6 separate regions of the Homo sapiens genome follow, and all the other regions are linked to region 2. A link is a loop called in an ENCODE intact Hi-C map of the cell type or tissue named here. Cell type or tissue: heart right ventricle. All regions are shown on one strand. Region 1 has its middle 89 kb from the start of ZNF385D. Region 2 holds the start of ZNF385D (zinc finger protein 385D). Region 3 has its middle 63 kb from the start of ZNF385D-AS2. Region 4 has its middle 40 kb from the start of SGO1. Region 5 has its middle 330 kb from the start of SGO1. Region 6 has its middle 160 kb from the start of ZNF385D-AS2.

Region 1 (5,000 bases), 87 kb before region 2:
GTATTGTACTTCTCTACCATTGTGGCATTCAAAAGGTGATGGATTGACTGCATCACTGAATGAAATAAGAAAAGGCTTTCATTCCACTTACAGAGTTTTACAACTGGAAAACAGAAATTTGGATATAAATTCACATCCTCAGACCAGTATGTAAACAACCATCCCAAAGATCTAATTACAGGGTTAATATTTAAAAGCATTGCCATGAGTATCTGTGATGGCCCTAGAGAGCCTGTGTCGACCAAATGGGGCTTGAAGTCATCTTTCATGATTACCAATCACTGGCCTTTCACATATGAGTCAAATTCAATTCATAACGGCTGGATTCAAGGTAGGGGAAATTCACATAGGCAATAGGAATCAGATCTGATAGAAATCAAATCTCAGGCCAAAATTCATTCTCCTTCCCTTCCCATCTTGCTCCTTTTTCTCCCAAAACCCTAATAGCACATATATTCAAAATGAGAGGTATTTTAAATTGCATTTCTATTGTTCCAGAGAGTAGCTGCTCTATCAGCCTGGGATTCAGAGCAGAGCAGAGCAGAATCCAAGGTGACTTGCAACATTGAGAAAAGATTACATATTGAATTATTATTGATAACCAGTTATCTGTCATTGGTTTTTCATCTGAAAGAGAAAGCAGCTTTAAAATAACATATAGTTTTAAATTTAACAAAAAATCTAAATTTTAGAAATGATAAAAATTATACAAATACATTTTCAATTATATATTCCATTTTATATATTATACAAATACATTTTCAATTATATAGATTCAATTATATATGTGTGTTTGTGTATGTGTGTATATATATGTATATATGTGTATATATACATATATGTATGTATTTCTGAGGCGTGACTTGTTAGAGAAAGAATAGAAACAAAAAAAGTATAAAGGCACAGAAAAATATGTATGAATTGCGAATTTACAAACTTAAAAAATGTTATAACAAAATACATCAAAAATTAAACCAATAAAGTCAAGGTCTTCCTAAATTAAGTAAAAATTTAAGCAAAATGAAAAGTGTGTGTAATTTGGAAGAATTATGCATACTTATACTTGTGTTTAATAACTTAAGTATTCCAAAGAACCCCTAAAAATGACAAGAAAAATAAAATGGAAGCGATTGAATGGACATAAACAGGCTATTCACAAAAATGGAAAATTTTCAGCCTTATCAGTGGTCAGGATAATACAATTAAAACGAAGAGCTATTATCATTGTGCTCATAAAATTAGCAAAACTTACGACTTGTAACCTAGAATGCTCCGTGGGAAGATAAATTAATACAGTAGTCTGACTTTTTTTAAAATGAAATGTTCTTTAATTCAACAATGTCAATTCTGGGAATTGATCTCAGGAGAATTCAAAGGATCTCAGCTTACAATTATACATAAATGGATATTTATAGCAACACTGTAGTAGAAAAACCTTGGAAGTAATCTGAACACCCATCAGTGCAGGAATAATTGAATAAATAATGTGCATCTATTTTTGGTATTACTATGAAGCTATTAAAGAGAATGAGTTACGTCTGTTATCACTGGTCTGTAGGGATGCCCACGATATGCAGTTTAGTAAAAAACACAAGCTGCAGAGTAATATACATAGTAGGTGCCATCATTGCTCTGAATGTCCTTGCTTCATTGCCTTTGACGATTCTTTTCTCATGAAACTTGCTAACAGTCTCTTACCATCTGTATGTCTAATTCTTCTTTCACATTCATATTCACCAGGAGCCTCAGTTTGTCAGGGAAGCTAAATTGACCAACCCAGATTGGATACATGTCCACTACCTGTGCCTTCAGTTTATCCTGAGCAGGTCTCAGTCATAGACATTTATTCAACTCTTGGTTTCTTTTAGACAGCAAACTCTTTGAAGCCAGGGATGATTGATCTCCTCTCAGCATTTTCAATATAATAAGTATATGTAGTGATTGACATAAGGGGGTAATTTATCAAACTTTTTTGAATGAATGAAAAAAAGTGCGGTCCAACCACATTCCAAAAGCAAATGTATAAATAAATAATGGTAGAGTATTAGAACTGGATGGAAACATCACCAAATACTGAAGAGTGTCATTTGCTAAGAGTTTTAATACCGAAGCAACGGTTTCCAGCTTATGGGTCGCCAAATCCCAAATGCATTCATATGCCAACGTTGGATTAAAAACAAAACTTTTCTTGAAAATTCCCAGTTGCCCATAAAGCACAAAATCTTTAGTATTGGGCATACCGTTATTCTTGTGTTTGCTAAAGGTTGAGCACTATTCAACTAGACAAAAGGAAGGAGTGCAATGTCGATATGAAGATATCAGGGAATAGGAAGCATGCTATCTTTAAAAGAACGGTTATATCCCTTACAAAGCCCTCTGAGGGGTAGAAAAGTAAAAGTGATACCACTTGCCTCCAGCTCTTCTCTATTCTGTTTTAATTTTAGGTCTTTGAAGTCTGAATTTGTCTTAATTGTTTGTTTCTGTGAGGGTTAAGTGAGCCACATCTTACCCCATGTCTTGCATGTGTAATACTTACATACTACTTTTGAATGCATGTATACCCTCTGTTGTCACTGAAATACAAATTCAGTTTAAAACATCATTGAATTTATTTAGGCTTTTGATTATCTGTACCTTCTCAAAAATATGCGTATAAAAAGCAAATTATTATCAAAAGAGGTTATCACATTCTTCTTTTTTCCACTTATAACAGGGTCCTCACACCCAAAAACGTTGAAAAATAATTACCTAAATATAAAGCAGTATAGGCACAAGCATCAAACAACATGTTTATCTGAACATAATTGAGAGAGATTTGCAGTCCGGTGTAAGGCTGTGCGCTCTCGGTCTTTAGGTGCACAGTGGGAGGCAATTTCTGACCCCTCCAGTAGAGGGAGACCTGGAGATCAGTTCTGGCCAGTAATACATGTGGGAGTAATGAGGGTCAAGTGCAGGTCAGGCATTTGATTGCTGGTATGTGACTCTCCAGGGATCACTTTTTCCACTGCTACAGCATCTGGGAAATGTTCCAAATAATGGCTGTTCTGTCAGCTGAGTCTTAAAGTGAAGGCAAAGTGATGTGGTCTGGAGTCAGAGCTGACCCATAAAGATCATTGTGTGGGGCAAGAAATACATCTTTACTCTTGTAAGCAACTGAAATTGTCGGCCTCTTAGTTATCATAGAAAAAGCTAGCCTCTCTTGCCTAATAGAGTTTCTGCTATTTGAGTTTTTCTTGGGAGCTATTTAATTACATCAATTGGCTTTTAATTGTACCTTGGAACTGGACATAGTTTAGGAAAGTGAGAGATTTTAGAGAAGAAGCTAGGCGCCAAAGACTGGCTATACTGGTTTAGTCATCTTTTATGATGAGTTTGTAACAGATGATGAGCTTTTGGACTGTGAAGTCAAAACCATTTTTGTGGCTGGTGTTTCACTTAGCTAGCTACTCCTGAGAATTTCATAATATGAGATTTTAAAATGTGGTTGGTTGATTAACTGGTTGTTAAAAATTATGTGATGATACTAAAAAAATGTTACCAAAAAAATGGAAGTGACTAGTTTTCAGAAAAGGCCATAGGGCTTAATGATTAAGGCTTGGAGTTAGAAAGACCAAGGACAGAATTTTGACTTTGCATTTATAGCCATTTGATAATCGTTAATTATGTTAATCAAAGATTATCTTCTAATAACCTTTAATTATTATTAAAAATATTTTTATCTTTTTAGCCACAGTTGCCTCATTCATCCAATGTGAATTGTAATAATAGAAAGTACTTCATAGACTGCTGTAAGCATCGACAGAAAAAATATGAAAAATGTTTTATATGTTCCCACGGTTATTGTTTAGTTTGTGGTGTTATTATTATGAGCAAGTTATATCACCTCTAAGAAGCATCTTTTCTCACACTTTAACATCTCTGAAATCAAGACACCTATTAAAATTGGTGATATTTTATAATTATAGTTACTGGATGATATATAAGTTAGCATGTAACTTACAATAGATGGCATCTTAGATTTGAAGAGACAGGGTTGTGATCATATTATTAACAGGGTTTCTAGCTAGGGCTCATTTGAGCATCATAGATGGATAAGGCCAGTTTGCTATCCTTTAAACATAAAAAACCGTGACCTTCCAGAACTTCTCTTTTCCATCACTTTGACAATTGACACTCAAAGCCGCTATTGTTTTTTAGTGGCTGTTGGGAATTTTCTTCCTAGTGCCTTAGAGTGTCGGTGTGATATTCTAGGCAAAAAGGTCTTATAGCTGAATTAAAAACACTCAAACAGGAAGGCTGGCCTCTTCATTGTTGATTCGCATCTAAATTCATTATGAGAAGTGCTGGAAGCTGTTCACAAACAAGATTCTGACTGACCATCACCTTTGTTTTTAGCATATATACCATACATAACTATACTTATCTCCCAGATCCTCCAAGTACCTGTCTTGAAAACTTTCCCTTACATATTTGAGCTTCTCAATAGCATTTTACTCATGCTTATCACCTGCATTGTCTCCCCAGGCAATCTTCTTGAATTTTCCATATTACCAAAATGATGAGAGCCAACACAAACCAATTTTGTAACAATACCTGTTCTTCCAAACACTGTTCTTCTGTGTTACTCTGGGAATTCATTGTTAATCTTTATAATCATGCCATTAAGATTGCTACTGTTAATGTGCAGTTATGAAGATCTAAATGCTTTGAAATAAAAGGGATAATGTAGGCCCATAGGCTCCACAAACCCTGAGAGAAGTATGAAATGGTAGACTGCATGGTGGCCACAAATTTTTCCCTTCCTCTACTCACCGTCATTTGCAATATTATTTTACTACTCCAGAGGTGGAGTCTATTTCTCCAATTTTTTTTTTTTTTTTGAGATGGAGTCTCACACTGTTACCAGGCTGGAATGCAGTGGTGCTATCTTGGCTCACTGCAACCTCCACCTCTCGGGTTCAAGCAATTCTCTTGTCTCAGCCTCCTGAGTAGCTGGGACT
Region 2 (5,000 bases):
TTCCCCATTTATCCTTTGCACTTTCTGCAGCGTTCTTCATCCAGCACCTGGAGTAATGCCTGGCACATGATAGGCATTCATAAGATGTTAAATTTATTCAAAAATGTTGAATGAATTCATAGATAAATAATGAATTTGTTCATTAAACGATGGATTTGTATGAGGTCATGGAGTTAAAAAAGAAAATCCTCTTTCATTTGGGTTACATACAAGTAAAGGCAAATTCCCACACTAAGTTTAAATGCTATAGTAGGAATTAGTACAGTGTGCTATGTGAAAAAGAATACAAACAACACCTCATTTAGTCTTTTGGTGAGAAAAATGTTCTCAGAAGACATAATATTTAAACAGACACCCAAAGATTGATTACAGATTGCTTCAGTAGAGAGAGCAGGTGAAAGGGAATGTAGTCTTCAGGTGAATTATAGCCATACTTTAGGTTTCACACAGTGAAGAGTGTGAAGGACAAAGTATTTACAAATGGAGAAGCGAATAGGGACTTGGTTGTCGAAAACCTTAACGACCTTGGTGGATAAAATACGGAAACAGTGAAGAATACTGAGCAAAGGAGTGGCATGATCATACCATTTTTAAAGATGATAATGGATCTAATATGGAGAATGAATTGGACATGGGCAAGTCTGAAATCAGGAACACTGGATACAATTTTATTGCTACAATATAGATAAAAGATAAAGGTGGACTAAACTAAAGCCAAGGGCGAGGCAATGGAAGACACAACTGAGCTATGCTAACTCATGCTGAATCTAAGTCTCTGCTCCATGCAGCTATGAGAATTTGAAAGGACAAACACACTCACAAACTGTGGCCTGCAGTACCATCTGGCATCTGTACTGAATGGAATTTAAGAGCAGCTGCTGCTAAGCATGGACAAATTCAATTTGTGTGAACACTTTGCACAAAACACAACCAACCTCAAAGAACTGACTTCAGGCACATAGAAAAGTATGATGTCTTACACACAATACAGCTGTACTTAGGATGCTCATTCATTCATTCCCTCATTCACAAATATTTATTGTATAATGACAAGTAGCAGGTACCTTTCTAAGAACTGTAGATATAGCATTGAACAGATAAAATCCCTGCCCTCACTGAGATTATATTCCAGTGAGGAGAAATCAAAAATAAACAGACGTCTAAAATAGTGTGTCAGATGATGATAGTTGCCATGGAGAAAAATAAGGGAGGAAAGGAGGTTAAGAAATGTCAGGGGAGGGACAAAGGCATTTTAAAACTGGAAAAAAAAAAGACAGTGAATTAGTACACTGATAAACCTTTGAGCAATATTTGAATGAGATGAGGAGTCAAGGCAGGCAGCTACCCGGATCTTAGAACACAGAAAAAATTTTCACCCAACCATGATATTTTAATACAAAATATGTAAGTGGTTTGAAGGCATCCTTTGTTTTAATAGTGCTAGGTATAATTTTATCTGGCAAGCAGGTTGGTGCTACAGCTGACCCCAGATGAACTGACTTAATTCACCTTCAGAAGCTCCTAGGTTCTCACAGATTCTTAGAGACAGGTAAAGGTCAGGGTGTGAACCAGATTCTTCCCTAGAAGCTGCTAAGTCGCTCCCTTGAGATGACATATGAAAGCATCTCTCAGGCACAGCTGGCATGTTCACAATCCTCTATCTAGCCAAGATCAGCTGTGGTTTCATTTGGAAATTATTATGCTTCAAAATTAAAAAAAATAATATGTTGAAGAAATGTGTGTACTACCATGTTCATTGCAGTATTACTCACAGGAATCAAGCAAGGTTTCCACTAGTGGATGAATGGATAACAAAGATGTCGCATATATACATAATGGAATACTATTCAACCTTTTAAAAGAGGAAGATCCTCTCATTTGTGACAATATGGATAAACCTGGAGGACATTGTTGTCTTAAGTGAAATAAGCCAGGTACATAAAAACAAATACCCAATGATTTCACTTATATGTAGAGTGTAAAAAGGTCAAACTCTATAGAAACAGGAATAAAATGGTTACCAGAGCTGCAGGGTGAGAGTATTAGGGAGATGTTGCTCAAAGTACAAAACGCAAATACACACACACACACACACAACAACAACAACAACAACAACAACCACCAAAGTTGCATTTTTTAATAAATGTATACAAATAAATAAAATAGTTTTATGTAAAACAGGAAAAAGTATACAATTAAAACAAACATCACTTGTTTTCCATCCAGAGATAAACAACTTTGTATCTTAAGCTTCTACATTCCAGATAAGCCTTAATTGCAGGGAAGAGGGGCACATATCTTTAATTTAAAAGGGCATCTTCCTTTTCTGTTTGAACAGAATTACATTGTATAGATATTACACTCAATTGTTTCTGGAATGCCATATTCTTTCAAAGGCTACATGCTGTTTTTTGGGGTATACTACCAGGCAAAGATTGGCATGTTCTATTACCAGATGCTCCCTGCTGATGTATTTGTGACCATATAGATATATTTGTTTCTAGAACATGCAGTGACATTGTTTTATTGGGGGTGACTTTTACCTGAGCCATTATAAATAGCACATTTATTTGAAGAAGGAAACCTGTTGGAGAACTGTAATATAAATTCAACAAACAAATAGTAAGACAACTGTTTCTTACTCATCACATCATTAAGAAAGTTGCTTAACATCTCTGAGCCTCAGGTTCTTCATTTGTGACATCTGTAATATCCACCTTTCTATATCTCAATTTGTTAGTAATAAAGATGACATGTGAAAGTGCCTTTTAACTGTAAAATGTCATGCAAATGCAAGCGTGTTATTAATGATTAAGGTAGTCCTTTAATGTTTCAAATCTCCTATTTGAAACTCAACTCTCAATGCTTGCATCTTCCAACTACAGGAACTCAAATGGACCCAAAGCACTAACATTAAACTACAGTGCCCCCTAGCACATGTAGGAGGTCAAGGCAGCTTACAGGCTTCATGAATAAGCTCTACCACAGATGGTTCTTTTGCCTGAGGGAAGAACTACTAATTGTACTTTTGGACAATTTCCATTTGTCCAAAAGGAAAAAACATTTACGCATTTTCTTCAATACTTTCCCGTAACATTGTTTTTATTTTAATTTTTAAAAGGGAGTAAAAAAGTTAATATCCTTTACTATGTAAATTTTCCTCTGGTGGCTTTAAATTAAGAGTATTTCTAAAAGAACAGCCCTAGATTTATCTTAAGATTCACTGTGATGTTTCTGATTTATATTTGCTTACCTACTTTCACTCACCAAATTCTTTATAATCTAGCGTGAGAGAGGATATTGTTCATTGCACTCTTCACAGAGGTAGAATACAGTTAAGCTTTTATGCAAGATTGCACAGAAAGCCGTTATTATGAGCTTCAGCCCCCTAGTTTCTATGCACATTAAATCCACCAAGAGATATAGAATCGCGTAAGGAAATGCTATAGAATATTTTAATATCAAAATGTAGAAATCTTTGCTATCACACTTTTATAAAAGCCCAGATTAAAAATATATCAATTGCATTCTTCCATAGACTACAGTTCTTTGTTTATATTTGGTTCTTAATTTCATAAATGTCTATAGAAATTTATAAGTTCAAATGTTCCAGTACGTAAATTGGTTCCCAAAGTGATGAGTCCTTAGGAAACGGAACTTGCTGTATGAGTTTATTTTTTCCATGCTGTGCATTTAAGTATTAATCAGCACAGCTTTCAGGGATTTCTTTCTAATATCCTTTTCTATGTAAGATAAGGACTGCAATTCATTATACCATTGGAGGAGCCAGAGGCTTTGCTAAGCTTTGCCTTTCTTGACCGTTCATCTCAAATTTAATGAGAGCGTTGTGTGTGTGTGTGGTGGGGGGGGGAGGGGGGTGGGTGTGTGTGTGTGTGGCTATATTATATTGGTGACTGGACTCTAACTATGGCACAATGTTGGTTGCCTTTCAGGCTAATCGTCTCTCCGTTTCAGGAGGTCAAAGATCATTTCAGCCTCAGTGTGCTTTCTACCTGCCTACTAAGGGAGGCAGCAAATTTGGTCCTGGGCAACTGAGAGGTGACTTTTATCACCAGTTATTTTTCTTCACATCTTTCTATCAACATAATAGCTCAGGGAACACTCAAGAAATAAAAAATTACACTTCACCAAGTACTAGCTTTCTGGGATGTGATCACTTCTAAGTGTGAACCTCTATTACCCTAGCAGTGGTCCCTGGCGTTCCTTTTATTCCTCTTATATATAAACATCACAAAAAATAACAACAAACCCTCAAGCCCACAGCAAAGAGAATGCAAGCACGGCACCATCCCTCTTCGTACTGCCGTTTTAACTTGGTAGAGGAGGTTAAATTTTGGAGAGAATGGTGGCATTCACAGGAGGGGCGGGGTAAAAGTGTTGTCTAATTACACGTTAATGGCAGAACTCGCCTTAACCACGTCCCTCCTGCACAGTGGTGAATTTCTCCTGTGTGTTCCTGTGTGGATCCCGACACTCTTCTCGCTTTAAGAGAGCCTCCCGCGCCCCTCACTCCGCCCCTTCCCAAGTCTCTGGGCTCGTCAAAGCTTCCCGAGAGCCATGGTTGGTCCAGGCAGGCAGTCGGAGCACCTCGTGGAGCGGCTGCTAACCCAGGGTGGGGTGGGGTGGGGTGGAGGGGTCTGCTTGTAGTACTCTCAGTCCTGATGTCACAGGCGCGGCAAGGACATCGCAAGGAGGAGTCGGATTACAGTAAGGATGGGCAGTGCAGCAGGCAGCCCGAGCGCACTCTCCAGCCGCCGGGGATCTTAGCCCTGGAAAGGCAGCCTGCAAGGCGCTCATCCCGCGGAGGAGGCACGCTCTCGGCGCTCACTGCTCTCCACGCCGGGGACATTTCCACCGAATGTAGCATGAAAGGGCTCTGCTCTACGTGCCAGCCTTGGGTGAGAGCTGATGCTGAAGACACCGCGGTGGGATTCCAGCTGTCTGATTAATGAGAAACATAATGTATTTTGGTGAGTGTT
Region 3 (5,000 bases), 140 kb before region 2:
CATCATTGCATCAGAAAAATAATACTGTAATTTCTGGCTCTAAAATCACACAATTTGTACCACAATCAAGTACCTCCTAAATAGGAAGCTCTTTTATAGCTGTTGGTTCGAGGGACGTGCTGCCCTGTTCATAAAAATATACCAGGGGGAAAAAAAGGCCCAGGCCCCACCTCTTTGCCCCCATATAATTCAGTTCAAAATTAAAGTACCCCATAGGTATATCTGATTGTAGAACCCAAATCACATATATGTGCCTTAGTGTTAAGGGAGGCAGAGAAATTTTTTGTTTTATTTTGTTTTTTTCATTTACCTTTAGGAAGTTGGTATCTACACCATGGGTAAGTATCTATTAAAATATAGATACTTGAGGCAGCCACGAGTGACATATATCCAAAGCATCAAAGATCCCAAAGGTCAGCTCTTTCCTACTCAAACTTAACATGTTTATCATGTAAACTGTTCAGGTGATGTAATTACAGGCATCCCAAGCTTCTTTTTTTCTGGTTTCCATTAACATTCTTGCCAGTGGAAACATAGAGTCACAACATCTCTCTTACTGTCATATTGTCATGGGAGCAGGGATATATCAGGAGCCTCATTAATTCCAAATGTCGAAGAGAGGAATTCCTTACACAAGTCAAAAATTTTACTTTAATGTGGCCCAAGTAACTATTTCTCTAATTAAAATAATTGTCATTGTCGAAACCGCAAAAATTTTGGTGACATCATTTGACATTTTAAAAAGTTCTACAAATTAGACACAAAATTTTTGATTTTAATGTAAATCAAACTTCTAGGAGACTTCATAGACTCTTTTTCCTTTCCCTGCCATACGTCCAAGATCTTAACATCCCTTGACTGCCTGCATATTTCCATCTTGCAAACTACTATTCACTTTCTTTTATCATTTAGCTCTTTCCTAAATATTACCTAGTTGAATCCCCTAAACTTGGTTTCACTTCCCACTCCAACCGGTCCTGCATACTGCCACTATACTTTATTTTCCCCAAAGGGAAATCTTTCATGTTTAAAAACACTTCAGTGGGCCAGGCATGGTGGCTCATACCTGTAATCCCAGCACTTTGGGAGGCCGAGGTGGGCAGATCACTTGAGGTCAGGGGTTTGAGACCAGCCTGGCCAACATGGTGAAACCCCATCTCAACTTAAAATACAAAAAAAAAAAAAAAAAATTAGCCAGGCATGGTGCTATGAGCCTGTAGTCCCCAGCTTCTCAGGAGGCTGAGGCAGGAGAATCACTTGAACCCAGAGGCAGACGTTGCAGTGAGCCAAGACTGCGCCATTACACTGCAGTCAGGGTGACAGAGTGAGACTCTGTCTTAAAAAAAAAAAAAAAAAAAAAAAAAAGCCACACATTTCAGTGATTCAACCATAGCAAAAAGGCATCTTCCAGCTACTTGTAGGAATCTCATGTCCGCCATGTTCTGACTCCTATCTTTTTGAATATACTTAGCTCTTACCAGTTACCCTGGTGAACTCTAATCAGTCAAATAGAAATACCTCATTTTCCATATATACCAACCTATTTTTAATCTGGGTTTTGGAACATGCATGTCTTTGCTTGGAATGTCTTCTTTTCCACACCACAGATTCTTATTTTACCATCTGTTGCGTAGCTCTCCCTGGCCTATCTGCTATTTACTCTGTGGTATTCCTACTTCACTTTATGCATGCCATCATTATTGTGCTCACCTCTCTGTGTTTTGCTGGGTGGTGATTTTTGCTGTTTATAAACATCTGTGTCCTCTCTTTGCCATGAGCTCCTGGTAGAGGTCACTTTATATCTTGACTCTTCAGAGGTTGGCATGGTGTCTGGCATTGTGTCAAGCTCTACGTTTCTTCTGAAAGGGTTGTAACACTGCAGTTATATGCTCACCTAAAACTTATTGCTGCTTGTAAGATTTAAACTCAGCAATATTGAAACCATTGCTGATCATTACTTAAATATATCAGTCATTTAAAATAGACATTTCAGATCTGTGGTTGCTAACTTAGCCACTGGAGGGAGCCCATATACCATGAATTTAGAGGATAATTACAACTCACAAACTATATTAAGTATAAATAATTACAAAGAAGGTCTTTAAACAAAATAAGGTGAGCTTTGCTGTTGTAAAGTCATAGCTATAACTAGTCTTTCAGCTGAAAATAAATAAAAGTGTGTTTTCATCACAAAGATAAATCATATTGCAAAAGAAAGGAAAGAGCAAATCAGAAAGAATTAGAAAGTTTAAAACTCAGGGATGTTTTTGGCTTCAAACATTTGCTCAAAAATTTTTCTTTGCATTTATGCCAATATAATATTTTAATCTTAATTTTTTAACAAATCGTGCTCTCCAAGAGGTAATATTACATGAATTGACTAAGTATAACATACTAGTTCTTAAGATAGTATTTGTGACAGTGGATTATTAACCTAATGGTCTCAATTTGTTTAACTTTAATTATTATAGAGGTAATACTGTTGTTTTTCTTGTTATGTTGTTCAAAGGAAAATAAATCAGAAATTATCTAGCTTAGTGCAATTTAAAAATACGTTTTGATATATATGACTATGCAAGTTTAAAAATTTAAGAGGTTTTAAGGAATGGAAAACATGTATCTAACTGCCTCGAGACACAGAAACAAGTATTCTATCATTGGATATTTTTGAACTTCCTAAGTCCAGGTGAAAGTTTTGAACATGTTAAAAGTTGTTTTTGTAAGTTATCTAAGGCAATGATTATGTTTAAATTGAGCTATACAACCTGTACAATGAAAATAATTTTCCGTTTGCAAGATAAAATTTAAAAACTAAATACAATTTCAAGTGATATTATTAAAAGTCTGCAGAGATGGTTGCCTTATTAGGGAACTAGAATTTACAACCATGGCTTTGATAAAATGTGGAATATCTCTTTTTTAATTCTCTGAGTTCTAAAATAGCTAGACTTGACGAGAGGGAAATTCTCCTTGTTGCCAATTCTCAATTTCCATGCAACTTTCAACCTTCAGAATACTGTTGGTACTCTGTCTTGGCATGGCTAGAATTTCAAATGAACTTCTAACGATAACTGATTTGAATGAGTTCAGGGGGAAAACATTCAATGAGCTAAATTATTTAAGGACACAATAAAGTGCTTAGAGGTTTATATTTCACATAAAGGCTAGTTAAGTAGCCTTTTAAAATATTATTTATGGAGATCATGACTCATCTTTGCATATCTCATGTGCTAATTCCCAGACCACAGACCAGTGCAGTAAAACAGCTCGATGACATGAGTGCCATTTAAGAATAAGCTGTCTGTGCAAGGCACTTTTTTGTTTGTTATTATTTTTTACCATGTTTTACATTTTGTGTCATACCTCCTTCCCTTCCATAAATGTGCAATTCATATTTGGAATGATGTGTATCTGTGCTAAAAGCAGATGTGGATGAGGTACGATGACAATCCAGTTTGTTCTGCCTTATGTCTACAATGCTTCTAATCTACCAATACTCTTCCACATCAACAATACCTGGAATTCTCACCATTTTAGATGAGAAACTTAAAGCTCTGAGAGGTTACGTGACTTACTTGATATCATGCAGGGAGTGTTACAGCCACCATTCAGGCTAGTCCTATTTACCTCTAAATTCTATTTTCTTCTCTTCTCCTATGTTTTTCAAGCTTTTCTGATTGGAGTTTATTGTAAAAATCACACTTTACATAGGACCAAATACATACACGCAATAGAAATTGTCCAAAAAATGCTTATTTTTACAATATGTCACTTACTCTGACATTCTGCATTCTATTCTATTCTATTTCATTTTGTAAAATATAAAACAAGTGGACTTTACAATCCACAATGCATGGTTTAAAAAATCACTAATCTGCATCTTATTTCTTGGCGTTATCTTGCACGTGAGTAAATAGTTTTTGGAAATTAACTTCAGAGGGCTATAGACCAATTGAGGTAAAAGAAGTAGAAAAACTGGTGGAGAGAGTGAATGTCTCTTAAATGTAATTAAATTTAATTTAAATTTAAAGTCTGTTAAAGACCTATGTTTAGCTCCTTTGCAAATAAATAGGACTTGTTTTGGTAGGAAACCAGTAAGTCTTAATCCTGATATTTCTTCAAGTGTATTTTGAGAAAAGTCATGCTTACATTAATGAGTTTTACCAAATCAGTAATGATAATAATAGTTTTAAATCTAATCAGAGCAAAGCACAAACAAGTCTATTTGGAGGAGCAAAATTGAGTTAAGGGTAAGAGCACACTTTGAAAATGATTTCTCTGGATTGTTGTATTCTTAGAGATATCTGGAGGAATTTATTTGGGCAAACCTGAGGCAGTCATTTGCTATTATTTCTCCTTCTAGGTTTCTGTGCTGAGCCAGCATATTCCTGGCACTGTAGCGCTTTCAAAGCTGTGCACTATAGAGGCTGAGAAATTCAGGCAAACATCCCTTTCACCTAAATTCTATATATTCAAATTTTTCCATCTCAATTATAAAAATAAGATTTCATTTGAGGTGTTTTAATTTCCATTGCTTGTAGTGATATTTTCATTCAGAATGCTTCCTATCCCACGAAGCAAGTATTGGGAGTTAATTTTTGAAGAAAAGTTTCAGTTGCCCTCGAAACAAACCAATATCATATAAACTACAGTTAAATTAAAATGGATATTTTGCATGAACACATGGAGACCAGTATCTTTGCTGCTGTTGATAATATTTCCTTGATTTAGTATTTGTGATCAGCTTGGTTCTCACTTTGAAAAAGCTATTAAGCAGACAGAGTGAAACTTTTCTAAATCACATCAATGACAGAAAATCCTATGGATTATTGAATTGGGGGAATTAGTATAAATTTAAAAGTAAGTGAAACTTACTGTGTCTTCAGAACTTTAAAAATATACCATTTAGGGATAATGACAATAGACTACCACCTCATTAATTAGTATCTCAGATTGTTAGAAAACGTCAAGGCCTCTCAGCCTAATTTCAAACTAATGTA
Region 4 (5,000 bases), 1.5 Mb after region 2:
ATTATCCTCTTTTAACAGGGGAAACTGGAGCACAGAAAGATTAAGTAACTTGTCAAAAGTCAATCAGCTAGTAAATGATGGAGCCAGAATACAGTTGACTCTAGTGCCTGGACTTCCACCATCTTTTCCTATGCTATACTGTCTCCTAAATTCAGAGCTTCTCCCTTTTTGAAGTTGTAGTTATTCAAGTGCTATCTATGAGTTCTGAACCTTCCTGACATTCATTGAATGACTGCTTCTGTGACACTATTGCAAAGTAGTTAAAATAAGTATATATTCAGCCACCATGCCTGCCACTTTACAAACTACATGGATCTAGGCTTGTTATTTAAACTCTCTAAGCCTCAGTTTTTCATTCATAAAATGGTACGTACCTCATAGAGCTGTTCAGAAAATTAAACAAAGAATGCAAGTAAAGCACTTCACTAAATGTCTGGCTCATAGAAAGCAATCGATAGATGTTAACTATTACTATGGCTTTAGTGTTCAAGTGCATGCATAAGGTGCTCTTTTAAGGAGTCAAGAGACTTCCAGGAATCATCAAATAAAAACACAATTTCATGTCTGATACAAGGCTGTGTTGCTTTTGTTTTTGTTTTTGTTTGTTTAAACACTAAAACAGGGAGCCTTTCAACAATGTGGATATTATCCATGAAATAAATAATCAATGATCTTACTGCTGGAGTTGCAGATTTTTCTGGTAGATTAAGAATACAAATTAAATAGGGAAGTAGCTATGCCTTTCAAGCTGTTGTTTTAAAAAAAACAGTACTTCTTAATGGTATATAAGAATAATGGTGAATCAGAAATATTTTGTAAGAATTTTGTAAAAATCTGTAAGACAGTCCTAACACTGTCTTTAGTACTCTCTACTAAAAGCCAATAAATGATACTTAGAAAATAAGGTATTGAAATAACATCCCTATGGTTATGTCCTCCTTGTCTATATGGCAAATATTTTTAAGAATATTTTTACCCAAATTTACTATCCTTTCATCTATGAATGTTACTGTTAGTGGTTCCCAAACTTTAAATCACCCTAAAGATGATGACGATTTTAATCAAGTGAGGTACATTATTGATAAAAGGATTTCAAAAAGGTAGAATTACTGTGATACTAAAGAGTTTTAGGTTTCAGGGTCCCTCATTTGCATGGGGTCCTTCCAAGACCCTGGGATGTTGAGTGGGAGATGCATTTGGTTTGAGTTTAATGTGCATTATTTATGTGGCTCACAGTCACTTCCCTGTATAGTTAAGTTATTGCTGGCTTTCCTAGTATAGAAATGGATTCCAAAAATACTCCTAATGCCCACTGTGGTGAGTTATCCAGCATTTTTTTTGCAAAGGTGAGAGACAGAGTCCTATCATGATATGAATATGCCTATGGTAGTCAAAACTGGAATTATGTGAGAAGAAATTAGATTGTGAATGTATGGAACCATAAGTTGATATGTGGAAAATAATTATACAGATGTGTTGGCAGTTATTTAATAAAAATATAATTTCTCTGAATCTTTCACTGTTTGAGGGTTTTGTCCCAGCTTTTTAAACTATTCAATCGGTTACTTTTTTCTAATTTTAAATAAATGTGGACTTTTATGCTTAACTTTGCATTTGTAATTTTGTATCCTTTTACATAAAAGAGCTCAAACCACATAGGCTTTAGTCCCACAAAACCTGGATCTACCTTGACCATAATATGTAATAGAAGACTGATTATCCTATTTCCCCACTTTTCCCAAATAGAATTATCTTAAGGTCAAATAAAATCTTTCTCACTGCAAAAAAAAAAAAGGCTTCTATGAAAAAATAAAAGTATAAGAGAATCAGAACCCAGCCAAATTAGGAATAGGAAATCTTTAAAAATCCTCATTTGGGCACAGTGGCTCAAGGTCTGGCAGAAGGATCACTTGAACCTGGAGGTCAAGGCTACAGTGAGCTGTGATTGCTTCACTGCAGTCCAGCCTGGATGACAGAGTGAAACCCTGTCTCAAAAAAAAAATTAATTTAAATTTATAAAGTTAAAAAAATAAAAAACTCAATTACTGTTCTTCACATGTCAACATAATGATCCATAAATACATTAATTTCAGCATCCATTCACATAGTCAAGGTATGCAATAATTTTATCTGAGCTAACACCTTTTAAGTATGAAAGATATTAATCTAATTTTAAAATTAGTCTTTTTGGAATATGCCTAGTACCTGAGAGAAAAGGTTGGCACAATTTAACCTTGATAAAGGCACAAAACTATACACACCCATGTATAAATACAAATGCAAAAATCTTCAATTTTTCAATTTTAGGAAGACCAAAGTAAGAACGGCTACAATCCAGAATTTTCCAAAAGCGTTAAATTCATTCCAGGGAAGGATTGCCTGAGTCTATGGCAGTCTTCATTTACTGGTCACCCTAAAATTTCATCTAAAAAGTTTTGGTCAATATTTGAATTGATCTAAAATTTCCACCCTGCCCAGGGAATCCCAGAAGCTGGTATTCATCACCAAACACTTGTATAATATCCATTGAGCATTTTGTTCCAGGCATCATAAGCTACCTAAAAGCCCATCTTGATTTTACAGTAATTGACATAGCAAGTGAAATGATACTGGGCTATTAAGTGCCATATGAAATGTGTGAAAACGTCACTGAATCAATAGATGATATATTCATTTAAACTAACTCCTGGGGCAGGGTGGGGGGAAGGCATTGAATTCAGCATGATGAAAAGATTGTAATTTATTAACTGTAATCAGTAAATGCCCATAAGTTTGGCATTTACTCATACTCTGGCACAATAATAAAGAAAACCATAAAACCAGATTCCCCAAAGGCTAAGTACTTCAATATTTGGCAACTGGGGGCAATAGTCTTACATTTTGCCATGAAACCATTTTCTCCAAGAAATCTGCCGAAAGAGGATATTGGAATTACATAGTATTCTAGCTCCACCAAGTGACAGCTTTATATTGTTACTGCATTGCTGCTACTCATCGGCCAACCTCTGAGGGGTACACTAACAAAATTATACATTCTACTTACAACATGCTCATTCAGCCAGCCAGACTTGAGGGGATTTTTTTCCTATTCAATCATGATGCAAAAAAAATTGCATTTGTACTTCTAAAATTCTAGTCTCAGTTTGGCCTTCCTAATATGTATGTTTGAAATCGAAAATCTTATATAATTATTTGCAATTTATTATGTCACATTCCATTCCAAGTTTATGACTACTTTTGTTGAAAAAGTATGGGATACAATTTTACTATTCTACACAGACATTTGCGTTTTAGAAATTAAAGTTTATGTAATTCAAAGTAGTTATCTTTCTTTAAAAATCTACAAAGAAAACAAGTAAGAATCATGGACATTTTTAAAGAACAGTAATTTTCTGGCTCAGAATTCTTGTTTATAAGCTACAGAATAATAGGAGAGCTTTTTTGTCAAATAAAAGGCTACATTTCTTTTAAAAGTAGCATATGTTCATTATTTGAAATAAATAATTAACTTATGACACAGGAATATATTTTTAAAAGAGAACAAAAAATTTAAAATTATTCATAATTTCTTCACCCAAAAGTATCCAATATTATATTCTAGTGGATAATATCAGGTTATTTGCTAAACATATATTTACATATGTATCGGGAGGTACAAAAATAGCATGCTATAATACAAGCTATTTTGTAGTATGCTTCTTTTTTTTTCTTTTTTTGCATTTTCTTTTCTACATGCACAGCTGTGAGCTTTTTTCTTCATGAAGGTTATAATGTATAATATGGTATTACACAGCTGCATAGTATATCAATGTATGAACATATTCTTACTGTATATCCAATGTCCAATTGTTAAACTTTTTTGTTGCTGCCAGTTTTCCTCTATAACAGGCAACTCTGAATATACAATTTTGCATGATATAGTTTTATTAATATCAGATTAAAGTACCTTTAAAGCAAAAAGCATTATTAACAAAAAAGAATTACTACTTCATGTTTAAAAGGGTCATTTCACCAAAATAACAGAAAAATTTTAACTTGTCTACATCTAAAGCATAACTTTAAAAGCAAAAATTGACAGAACCAAATGATGTTGACATTATATAAGGAATTCATACAGAGAGTTTTACGTATATAGGAAATTATATAAGGATTTTTACACTTTTGATTATTGCTAGGTAAGAGTATATTCTTACCCTCAAAATGGTAAGAATGTAGAAAATTTATATATATACTCAATGTTCATTTATTATTTCATAATTTAAATTTTAAAAAGTAAAAGGATATCCTTTTACCAAACTACAAAAATAAATGGATTGAGAATGAACCTTCTCAGCTGACTAGAAAATTGCACACATTCTACCTCCTAAATCATGTGAAGAAATGAAGAGTTCTCAAGAAACTTAAAGCTAGGAGACTGAAATTGATAAGCACTAGTGAATAGCAGCAGGGACCATATTTTCTGAACCATCCATTATGGGTGCCCCAGATGAGTCCCCACTAAGTAATGGTGTGTATTCCAAATGTTTTAAGTCAATTTTTTGGAACTCAGGATACATTATTCTCATAGAAATAATGTTGCAGACAATGTATTAATAGAATAGCCCACACAAGTCCACTTAACTCATACTATAGATGAATTATATTGTTAACTAACAGGCCCACAGAACCCAACCATCATCAACAGTATTGTTTCTCAGGGAAAATTAATACCAACTTCACCCCAAACAGCATAGTGCTTGTTTCCCCTAATGTAGCTCTAGGAATGAGAAGGTAAACTTTCCCCCACATGCTAACCAAAGCCACAGGGCTGGAATTCCAGTGACTCTAGAGGTTCTTGGAAGGAAATTTAGGAAATAAAAAAGCATCCCACAGTTCTAGCCCTCCCTCACCCACTACCCCAACCAAATCTGCCCAGCTAGACAGTCTCAGACACAACCAATGATAGTGAAGAAGAGTCCTGAGCACACCCAGAAGCTGCAATATCAGAACTTTTCATCCAT
Region 5 (5,000 bases), 1.2 Mb after region 2:
GTTTTCATTTGTATATAGTTCAAAAACAGGCAAAAAATGGACTATTTTGTTTACTAAGGCACAAAAAGTTGTGACAGTATTTTTTAAAGCAAGGAAATAATTCCTACAAAATTCAGCGGAGGTTCCTTCTGACTCTAAATAGGTGGTACTTAAGAGGAAATAGACTTGGTTTCCTGAGTTGTCATGGTTCTAATATTTGGTCATGAAATCTGCCAGTGCCCCGGCTCTTGAACACTGAAAATAAATCAAATAAAAAATTTTACTTAGGCTGGACGTGGTGGCCCACACCTGTAATCCCAGCACTTTGGGAGGCTCAGGCAGGCAGATCACAAGGTCAAGAGATCGAGACCATCCTGGCCAACATGGCAAAACCTCACCTCTACTAAAAATAAAAAAATTAGCTGGGCATGGTGGCGTGCACCTGTAGTCCCAGCTACTTGGGAGGCTGAGGCAAAAGAATCGCTTGAACCAAGGAGGTGGAGGTTACAGTGAGCCGAGATCGTGCCACTGCACTCCAGACCAGTGACAGGGCGAGACTCCGTCTCAAAAAAAAAAAAAAAAAAAAAAATTAGCTGGCTTGGTGGCACACGCCAGTAATCCTAGCTACTTGGGAGGCTGAGGCAGGAGAATCGCTTGAATCCAGGAGGCAGAGGTTGCAGTGAGCCGGGACTGCGCCACTGCACTCCAGCCTGGGTGACAGAATGACACCCTGTCTGCAAAAAATAAAAAAAGAAGGATTTTCATATGATTATATGTATAGATAAGTATCAAAAAGAATGGGAAACGGCAAATAAGAAGGAGTTACCCTTTATTTTTACAATGACACATTATTTTTCTAGTTTAAAATACACACTCAATTATATAATTTACACACTTACTTGAGAAGGCTTATACATATCACTGAATGTATACTTATCTCTCCCCACGGCCCAGTAGGATGGGAGGAAAATGTGAAGCAGATTTGGAGTAGGCTGATTTGAGCTTTATGTATATAATTTAGTGCAACTTTAAATTGGAATATAGGGTAATATCTAGAGCAATCACTAAGAAAAATATTTTTAAAACATATACAAAGAAATATATGCACACTACAGATAAGGAAAAATGTAACACTAAAAATTATTTCAGTAACCCACAGAAAGGTAAGAAAAGAGAAAGAGAGAAACAAAAACAAGACAAACAAAACAATAAAGTGGCAGCCTTAAATCCAGACATCAAAAATTACATTAAATATGAAGGGCTTAAAGACACCAATTAAAATATAAATGCTTTATATTAAAAAAATTATCAGAATATAGTTCAAAATGACTCAGCTATCTGCTGTCTACAAGAAATTCATTTCAAATATACTGATATAAGTAGGTAAAAAGTAAATAGAAGAAAAATATATATACCATGAAAACAATCACAAAAAAGCTATATAGCTATATGAATAGCAGATAAAGTAGACTTCAGAGAAAAGAAAAAAAATTACTAAGTACAGAAAGGAACATGACATTATGATAAAAGACTTAATATACCCAAAAAAGACATGAAATCTTTAATGTATCAAACTTAAAAACTTCAACAATCAAGATAAAAAGGATGATAAGAAGACAACTTATAACTTTTGAGCAACTAATACATACTGCTAATAAGTGTTAGACCCTGATTCAAACACTTTACATCTATTATCTCATTTAATCTTCACCAAAAGAAAAGCAAATACATTATTATCTCCATTCTGCATATAACATAATTAAGGGCTCTAAAGAGTTTAAGCATCTTGCCCAAGGTTACACAGTTAGCAATCCTTAGGCCAAATTATTTTTACTCTTCGTTCTGCCTCCATCAAGGTTTGTCTCCAAACACTTCAAAAATAAACAGTGTGATCATCATATCTAACACTGCTGTCCAACATTTACTCTTCTTGGTCATAAAGACAGAGTATTTTTAGTGGTGAACAAACACTGGATTCTAAATAAGTCATAGGAATAAAGTGGCTCTAGAAAACATCAGTAAATACAAAAGAGCCTGGAGCAGGAAGCAGTTAATTATGGGAAAGCTGGAAGTAACATCATGGCCACAGTGACCTCAACAGTGTGAAGGCTGCCATATAAGTTTGGGAAAGCAGGGCCCTGTACAACTCCTGGGATTCCGTTAACATAGAGACTAAATTAGACTATCATATAAAAGGCACCACCTGGAATCACAATACACAGCATGCCCTGCCATTTATAGTATTTCTGACAGTAATTATACTGTCTGAAAGTAATAAAGTCTGCTAAGAAGCTCTTGGCATTCAGAGCACCCACCCACCTGGATCAGCAGTCTGAACTCCACTTCGCAGAGACTATAGTGAAGTGAGGACCTCCTTGCTCCATGCCCAGGCATATCTCCAGCATTGGAGCACCTGCTCACGTGGATTAGCAGCCTGAATCTCCCCACCCTTCCTGTGCAGAGATTGTGGTGCAGCAGGACCCTCTATGCTCCACGCCCAGGAAGATCTCCAGACATCTGGAACACCCATTCTTCTGCAACAGGAGTTTAGGCTGCCCCACCCTCATGCAGAGACTTGAAGCCAGAGATTTCCCCAGCTCCATGCCTATGCCCACTTCTGAAAACTTGGTGGCCACTCACTGGATCTCCTTCTTGGTGCTGGTGCTTGTGCCTGCCATCAGGGAACCTGTAGGCAGGCTTACCTAATCTGGCCCTGCCTATCTTCATCCTTTCCTACAGGGTTTATCAGGGAGCTCAGGCCACTGTTCACTTCACGGATCAGCCCATTGCCTGAGGCTGGCTCTCAACAGAGTCTCCCAGTAAAAAAAGATCCAGTATATACTCATCCACATTGGCCATAGCCAGTTCTTATCTGTAAGCGCCATCTACTGACCTATAGGTCAAACTGCACAGTCCAATATAAAACCTGCTGACAGAAGTGCATAGGACTGTAGAAGCAAAGCCAGAAGACTCTACCCAACACTCTCTACAGTCACACCCCATAGGCAAAGAGGAAAAGTGAAAGACAAAAAAAGGAAAGAAAGACACATGAAAATAATTACATAAATTGGAAGTGCCAGTGTCTCGAGATGACAAGGAAAAAGGGCAAGAGTTCTGTCATCATGAAAAACCTGAATATTGTGACACCACCAAAGAATCACATCAGCTCTGCAGCAGTGGTCCCTAAAGAAAATGAAAACTCAAAAATGACAGAAAATGTGAAGCATGGATTGCAAGAAAGCTTAATGAGATCCAAGACAGTTAAAAATCAACACAGAGAAACTTCTCAACAATTCAGGAAAAGAAGGAAGAGAGACGCATCTTAAAAAGAAATGCATCAGAGCTTCTGGAACTGAAAAAACTCAGAGCTTGAACTGGTTCTTCAAACTAGCACATTCAGTCAAAATTTTTTTGAAAATTTTAAAACAATGAAACTTAAGACTTACTGGCATACCTGTGAGAGAAGGAGAAAAAGTAAACAAACTGGAAAACATATTTAAGGCAATAATTCAAGAAAATTTATTTTATCTTGCTATAGAGATAGACATCCAAACACAAGAAATTAAGAGAATACCTGTGATATACAATGCAAAACAAACATCACAAAGGCATATAGATACCAGACTGTCCAAGGTCAAAGCTAAAGAAAAAATCTTAAAGGCAGCTAGAGAAAATGGTCAGATCGCATACAAAGCAAACCCCATCAGACTAACAATGATCTTTTCAGCAGAAACCTGACAGCCAGAAGAGACTAGAGGCCTATTTTCAGCATCCCTAAGGAAAAGAAATTCTAACCAAGAATTTCATTTCTCCCGAAAATAAGCTTCAAAAGAGAAGGAGAAATAAAATATTTTTCAGACAAGCGAATGCTAAGGGGATTCATTACCACTACGCCAGCCTCATAAGAGATTCTTAAGGCAGTTCTAAACACGGAAATGAAAGAAAGATACTTGCTACCACAAAAATAAATTTACGTACATAGTCCTATTATGGAAACAGAAAATAAAAAAAGATCAGGGGTCACCATTCTTATATCAGCCAAAACAGACTTTAAACCAAGAGTAAAAAAAGATAAAGAAATGTAATATATAATGATAAAGGATTCGATACAACAAGAAGACTTAACAATTCTAAATATATATGCACCAAACGTTGGATGACCCAGATTCATAAAACAAGTACTTTTAGACCTTCAAAAGTATTTACACAGCCACATAATAATAGTGTGGAATTTCAACATTCCACTGACAGAATTGGACAGATCATTGCGGCAGAAAACTGACAAGGAAACTCTGGACCTAAATTAAACACTTGCGCAATTGGACCTAATAGACATCTAAAAAGTAGCAAACACACCTACATCAAGAAGTTAGAAAGACCTCAATTTAACAATCTAATACTAGATCTAGAGCAATTTGAAAAACAAGAACAAAGTAACCCCAAAGCTAGCAGAAGAAAACAAATAACTATAATTGGAGCAAGACTGAACAAAATTGAAAGGCAAAAATTCATACAAAGGATCAAATAAAGCAAAAGTGGGTTCTCTGAAAGAATAAATAAACAAGATCAATTAACCATTAGCTAGATTAACACAGAAAAAATGAGAGAAAACCCAAACATGCAGAATCAGAAATAACGACTGATCTCACAGAAATATAAAGGATCCTCAGAAACTATTATGAACACCTCTGTCCACACAAATTAGAAAATCTAGAGGAAATGGACAAATTCCTGGAAACACACAACCTGCAAAGACTGAATTGAAAAGAACTTGAAACCCCGAACATATCAACATTGACTTCAGAAATTAAATCAGTAATAAAAAACCTACCAAAAATAATAAAGCCCTTGACGAGATGGATTCACAGCCAAAATATAGAGACATACAAAGAAGCGCTGGTAAGAATATTGCTGAAACTGTTCTAAAGAATTGTGAAGGAGGGACTCCACCCTAACTAATTCTGTGAAGCCAGAATTACCCTGATAGCAAAATCTGGCAAAGACACAATACAAAAAGAAAA
Region 6 (5,000 bases), 360 kb before region 2:
GAGATGGAATTCAGACTATGGTGGTCTGAACTCAAAGCTGAAATATTTAAGTGTTGTGCTGTGTATTAAGAGTTGAATTGTGTCTCTTCCAAGTAGATATGTTGAAGCCCTAATCCCCAGTGTGACACTATTTGAGGATAGAACTCTTAAAAAAGTAATTAAGCTTATACGAGGTCATAAGGGTATAGTCCTTAATCCAACATGACTGGTGTCCTCATAAGAAGAGGAAGGGATGCAGCACACAAAGAAAATGTCCTGTGAGGACCCAGTGGGAAGGTGTCATCTGCAAGCTGAGGAAAGAGGCCAAAGGAGAAACCAAACTTCCAACACCTGAAGTTTAGACTTCTATCCTCCACAACTGTGAGGGATAAATGTCTGTTATTTAAGCCACTAGTCTGTGGTATTTTGTTGTGGCAGCCCTAGTAAACTAAGGCACTCTACCTTCATTAAGTCCCCCACATTAAAAAAAAATGCAGCAGGACATGGTGAATCACACCTGTAATCCTAGTACTTTGGGAGGTTGAATGAATTGAGTGCTTTGAGACTAGGACTTCAAGACTAATCTGGTCAAGATAGTGAGATCCTGTTTCTACCAAAAAAAAAAAAAAGAAAAAAGAAAAAAAATTGAGTATGTTGGAGCATGCCTGTGGTCCCAGCTACTTGGGAGGCTGAGGCAGGAGGATCACCAAAGTCATACCACTGCACTCCAGCCTGGGTTACAATGTGAGATCCTGTCTCAAAAAATGAAAAAATTAAAAAGCCGCAATACCTAATATGCAGTAGATGCTGAATAAATACTCACTAGTAAAAGCTCATCAGATATCTCCTAAAACAGTTCAGCAGAGAAATCCCAGGGAATCCTGTGACACAAAATCTACTGGAGAGATAGTAAAACAGCATATCTTCCAATCTACCACTGCCTAAGAGGCTCCAGCAACCTGTCCTGCACAGTGGCTGAAGTAACCATAAGCTAGCTATAAAAGCAGAGCAAATGATCAAAACCTATTTTGGGAGAGACAGTGACTCAAAACAGAGCAACTCTAAGAAGCTAGAGGAGAAGGCCATTATGGAATCAAAACCAGTTGAAAAAGTAGAGGATAGAGCAATAAAAGGTGATAAGAATTATTAATAAATCATTTAAGCATTCACAAACAAAAGCATATTCCCCCCAACAAATTATGTCTAAATATAACATTTTAAGATTAAAATAGTAGTAAATTAGTCTAGACTGCATTTCAGTTTATATGACAAGAAGATATGATTTTACAGATTTGGCCTCGGACATAAGTCAATGCCTTGTATTTTTATTTAACATTTCTTTTGACTAATTTTATAGTAATGAAGATGTTGATTTATATTCTTAATCCATGTTAAGTAGCTGACAAGGTATTTTTTCTATATTAAGTTCCAAGCAGATTCCTTCTGAAGCCAGTGCCAATGGCAAAGTTCATCAGGCGGGTGGTATTCTTGGCAGCACCACAGGACGTCCTATCCCTGGGCTTTGTAGCCCCTGTAGAACAGTTAATCTGGACTTGATTCCTTTATATTTAAGATAATTAATATTCAATTTTTTAGAATTAGGTAATCCCTGAAAAAACAGTACAATAGCAGGTGATAGTTTCTTATGTCTCTGATCATATTCCATGTTAAAAACTAAAAATTTTTCAGTCTGGTCGATAATGTTATAAGACTTGCAAATGTTTCTAAAAACTTTTATCTACAAAGCAGTAATGGAAAGTACATGTGAAATGCTCAAATTTGTATGTATGAAATGAATTAAGAAACAGTGTTAAAATAGTGCTTACATCATGTTCCTAAGGCCTGTGAAATTCTAAACCCAGAACTATGACTGTTAACAGAAGAGGTGCTAGGTCAGATCAAGGATATCAGGCTTCAGAGACAAAACAGCTATCTGCTCTTTGTTTGTCTTAACCATCGAGAGGCTGTTCTTCCACACCAACATGAATGAATTTCCCTAACCTCTTACCGATATCATTGGGAAAAAAAAGTTGAATTGCTTAATTCAAAATACTAGAAGTATACCTAATGGTGTAATTTACATGTGGGCAATCATTTTAAAATGTCTTATCTAGGCAACACCCTTTGGAGATGTACAGTCTACAACCTGTAAAACTATATGCAGCAACCATGTTTTCACTCCCTCCCTCACCTCACAAATGCAATCTCAGATGTTAAGCATCATGCTTGGATTTCTACTTATATTTATATTTACAGTTTTCTAAGATTTCTTACTTTTTGTTCCATGAAGAAATTTATCAATCATGGCAAAACAATTTATGGTTTGGAGGGATTACCAAACTAAAGTTATTTTCTCTATGGCAGTCACCTGAGACTACTAAACTCAGGGAAATAATGGCATACTTTAGAACAATGGGATTTTGGAATAAGAGAGACATTAGCAATTCCATAGTTCACAATTCTATAAGTAAAGTACGCTTCATTTATTTTACTTCATAATTATTTAAAGTACCTGTGTCTAAACATTTTATGACATTTCATAAAAGCGATATTCTGCATAAAAATACTTATTTAATTGTGCGTCTGTTACAAATCACAGGTTTTATTTAAACAAAGTTCATTTTGTTGACCCTTTTTAAGTTGACTTTATTCTTCTTGTTACTTCTGTAATATCCATGAGAGGGCAGTAGAGTACCATGTTCAGATGTTAAGAAATTGTGCCACATGAAATTACGTTTTTAAAATCCACAAATCCTTTAAATGATTGTTACGATTATATTAGATAAAAAGATTTCTACCTTTGTCATCTAAATGCTGTAATATAGAAAAGTGAATATTTTTCTTAATTTCTTCTTTTATTGGGAATAATGGACATCCTTTCATGTAAATACTTTTTAATCATTATTAATAATCAATGGTAATATTACCAGTAATGTTGATCAAGTTAGAAATTTGTAACCATTAAGTTTATTTAAAAGTAAATATCTAAAATATTCAATTTAAGTCTAATTTAAAGTTAAAAGAATATCATTTTTTTTGTAAAAAAAAAATAGTGGAATAAATCAGTGTGAATTCAGATACCTTTCCTATTTAACCTGTTATTTAATCATTTCATGCCAATTTTGGTTGAACAAGATGCCTATTCCCTGTCTTTTCCTCCTCAAGCCAGAGAGATAAGCCTGTTCTTAATTTCAAAATCATAAGTCGTGTAACCATTCCCCATAATTTAGTTAGCTCACAACTAACACTCATACGAAACAGGTTTACTCATTCAGTTTCAGAGAACCCATTTTGCAACCTGCTTATCTTGGAAGGAACATTAAGAAGTTATATTGCTCAAAGTATATTGCTCTGAGTTCCTATTTAATCCCCTAGGGAGCCCAAATCCTATGAGAGCCAAAGCACACTTCTACTTGTAATAATTTAAAATATTTACATAAGCTCCATATTGCTGGATTTTTCTGTTTGTTAACATAAGTATGTTTTAGATACCATGACATAAAGCCTCACCAGTGGGAACTCCTAAAGCCTGGCATCTCAAAGCCTGAATTTGGGGTCAGTTTGAATTCTTTCCATGCCTCTAACAGATATACCATCCTGGACAATTTATTTAACTTTCCTAAGCTATTTTCCTAATTTGTTGAAAGAGGGTAACAAATTTTAACCATTGTATAGGGTGGTTATGATGGCCAAATGACCTAAACACTTAGTAAAGTGACTAGCACATGGTGACAACTCAGTGTTTTCATTATAAGTTTTAGTGTTACAGACAATTTCTATAAAGAGCTTATCAGAAATAGCCTTATAAACCTTTCATCATATTTATAAAAACTGTAATTTTGAGGATATTGTCACTATATATGCTAGGCTTTGTGGAATAAATGTGTCTCTAAATTTTGCATTACATTTAAGGTTAGACTGACAAATTTTGGTTTTATCTGATAATCTCTTCAAATCAACTATGTGTGATGGTTCTGTCTTTGCATTAGTTGTTAGAAAGCTTACATTCAAATGTTGCCTCAGTTCTAAGAAATTTTGTGTAATTTCGTCTCTCACATTTCTTTATATCTTCTCCTTTCTATACATTTTCTCTTTTTTCTGTTTTCTTCACCCACTTTTACTACATTTTATTGTGTACATTTTTGCAGGATGCCTTAAATTCCTTCTTTCCTTTAGAGAATGTTACAGAATGCATTCATTCATGCAGGTAATGAACAAAATAATCTGAGTAGTTCTTGAATTGGAGCAATCTTCTTAATTTAATGGAAAAAAGGAGTATGTTGACTGCTGAATGTGTTACTCCATGGGTTTCAGTAAATGTGACTTCAATAAAAAGTGTTATTTGGTGTTAAGTGTCAAATGTAGACATCCGGGAAATCTATATAAAATAGATTCAGGAGAGAATACAAAGAAAAATTTATAACTTGAGAGCTTTTTTCTAAAAGCTCTCTAATTTTAAATACATATTATTATAAAAATTCACTGATTTATAAAGATTATTATCCTACCGTAGCATGGTTAAAATCATACTTATGTGTAAATATTGATAGTTTCCAAAGCTTGAACTTTTTATATGAACACAGGAAAATACAGGAGTTAATTCTGCTTCTGAGATGTAAAAGTTTATCCCCAGTAGGTCATTATTTAGCTTCCAGCTTCAGTTTGGAAGTGGTCGTGGCTGCAACCTCGGACAGCTTTTGGTATAGGCATCAGCTCGCTTTAAAGTATTGACAAGATCAAAAATTGCAAAGATAGTTTTATTTTAAGGAAACAAAAACCTGTTTTCTTAGTAGGTTAAACCTTCCTGCTAGCGGTTTTTCCTGATGATGATTAAATCACCAAAGTGCTTCAGAGGTCATATGACTAAAGCTGTACATATTTTTCTTTGCATTAGGAAATCTACTACTACATTACATTTTACACTTTGCAGAAAAGCTAACCAAGCTACTAAACTTCTCAATATGGTTTACTGGAATCTTATGAGATTCAACTCCAGTAAAATGTCTTTAACTTTCTCTGAT

The links. Peaks named below come from ENCODE experiments on the same cell type or tissue, not always from the same donor. Only the 100,000 strongest peaks of a DNase experiment are listed, where the experiment ranks them.
Region 1: a loop joins it to region 2, with 6 times the contacts of the local background. A loop is called at or near these places in 19 of 110 quality-filtered maps.
Region 3: it touches region 2 in a loop (10-fold over the local background); 56 of 110 quality-filtered maps call a loop at or near these places.
Region 4: a loop joins it to region 2, with 3 times the contacts of the local background. A loop is called at or near these places in 2 of 110 quality-filtered maps.
Region 5: it touches region 2 in a loop (9-fold over the local background); 6 of 110 quality-filtered maps call a loop at or near these places.
Region 6: it touches region 2 in a loop (7-fold over the local background); 33 of 110 quality-filtered maps call a loop at or near these places.

What each region holds. Positions count from the first base shown.
Region 1 is chr3:21,837,751-21,842,750 of GRCh38, reverse strand. It overlaps a transcript of ZNF385D not described here. Among named protein-coding and RNA genes, the nearest start is that of ZNF385D, 89 kb to the right of the region's middle. In heart right ventricle, a CTCF peak has its summit at 2,869 (motif pointing right); a DNase peak (open chromatin) is centred at 2,920; H3K27ac peaks cover 1,228 bases.
Region 2 is chr3:21,750,886-21,755,885 of GRCh38, reverse strand. ZNF385D (zinc finger protein 385D) reads left to right here and starts at 4,676. Exons shown (of 8, transcript NM_024697.3): 1 at 4,676-4,991. The coding sequence starts at 4,970. In heart right ventricle, a CTCF peak has its summit at 2,929; DNase peaks (open chromatin) are centred at 2,937 and 4,595; H3K4me3 peaks cover 988 bases; H3K27ac peaks cover 1,925 bases.
Region 3 is chr3:21,891,685-21,896,684 of GRCh38, reverse strand. It overlaps a transcript of ZNF385D not described here. Among named protein-coding and RNA genes, the nearest start is that of ZNF385D-AS2, 63 kb to the left of the region's middle. In heart right ventricle, CTCF peaks have their summits at 1,806 and 2,018 (motif pointing right); no DNase peak of the experiment used is centred here; H3K27ac peaks cover 1,855 bases.
Region 4 is chr3:20,223,909-20,228,908 of GRCh38, reverse strand. No RefSeq gene overlaps it. Among named protein-coding and RNA genes, the nearest start is that of SGO1, 40 kb to the right of the region's middle. In heart right ventricle, a CTCF peak has its summit at 2,943; no DNase peak of the experiment used is centred here.
Region 5 is chr3:20,509,841-20,514,840 of GRCh38, reverse strand. No RefSeq gene overlaps it. Among named protein-coding and RNA genes, the nearest start is that of SGO1, 330 kb to the right of the region's middle. In heart right ventricle, a CTCF peak has its summit at 2,872 (motif pointing left); no DNase peak of the experiment used is centred here.
Region 6 is chr3:22,115,604-22,120,603 of GRCh38, reverse strand. It overlaps a transcript of ZNF385D not described here. Among named protein-coding and RNA genes, the nearest start is that of ZNF385D-AS2, 160 kb to the right of the region's middle. In heart right ventricle, a CTCF peak has its summit at 2,658 (motif pointing right); no DNase peak of the experiment used is centred here.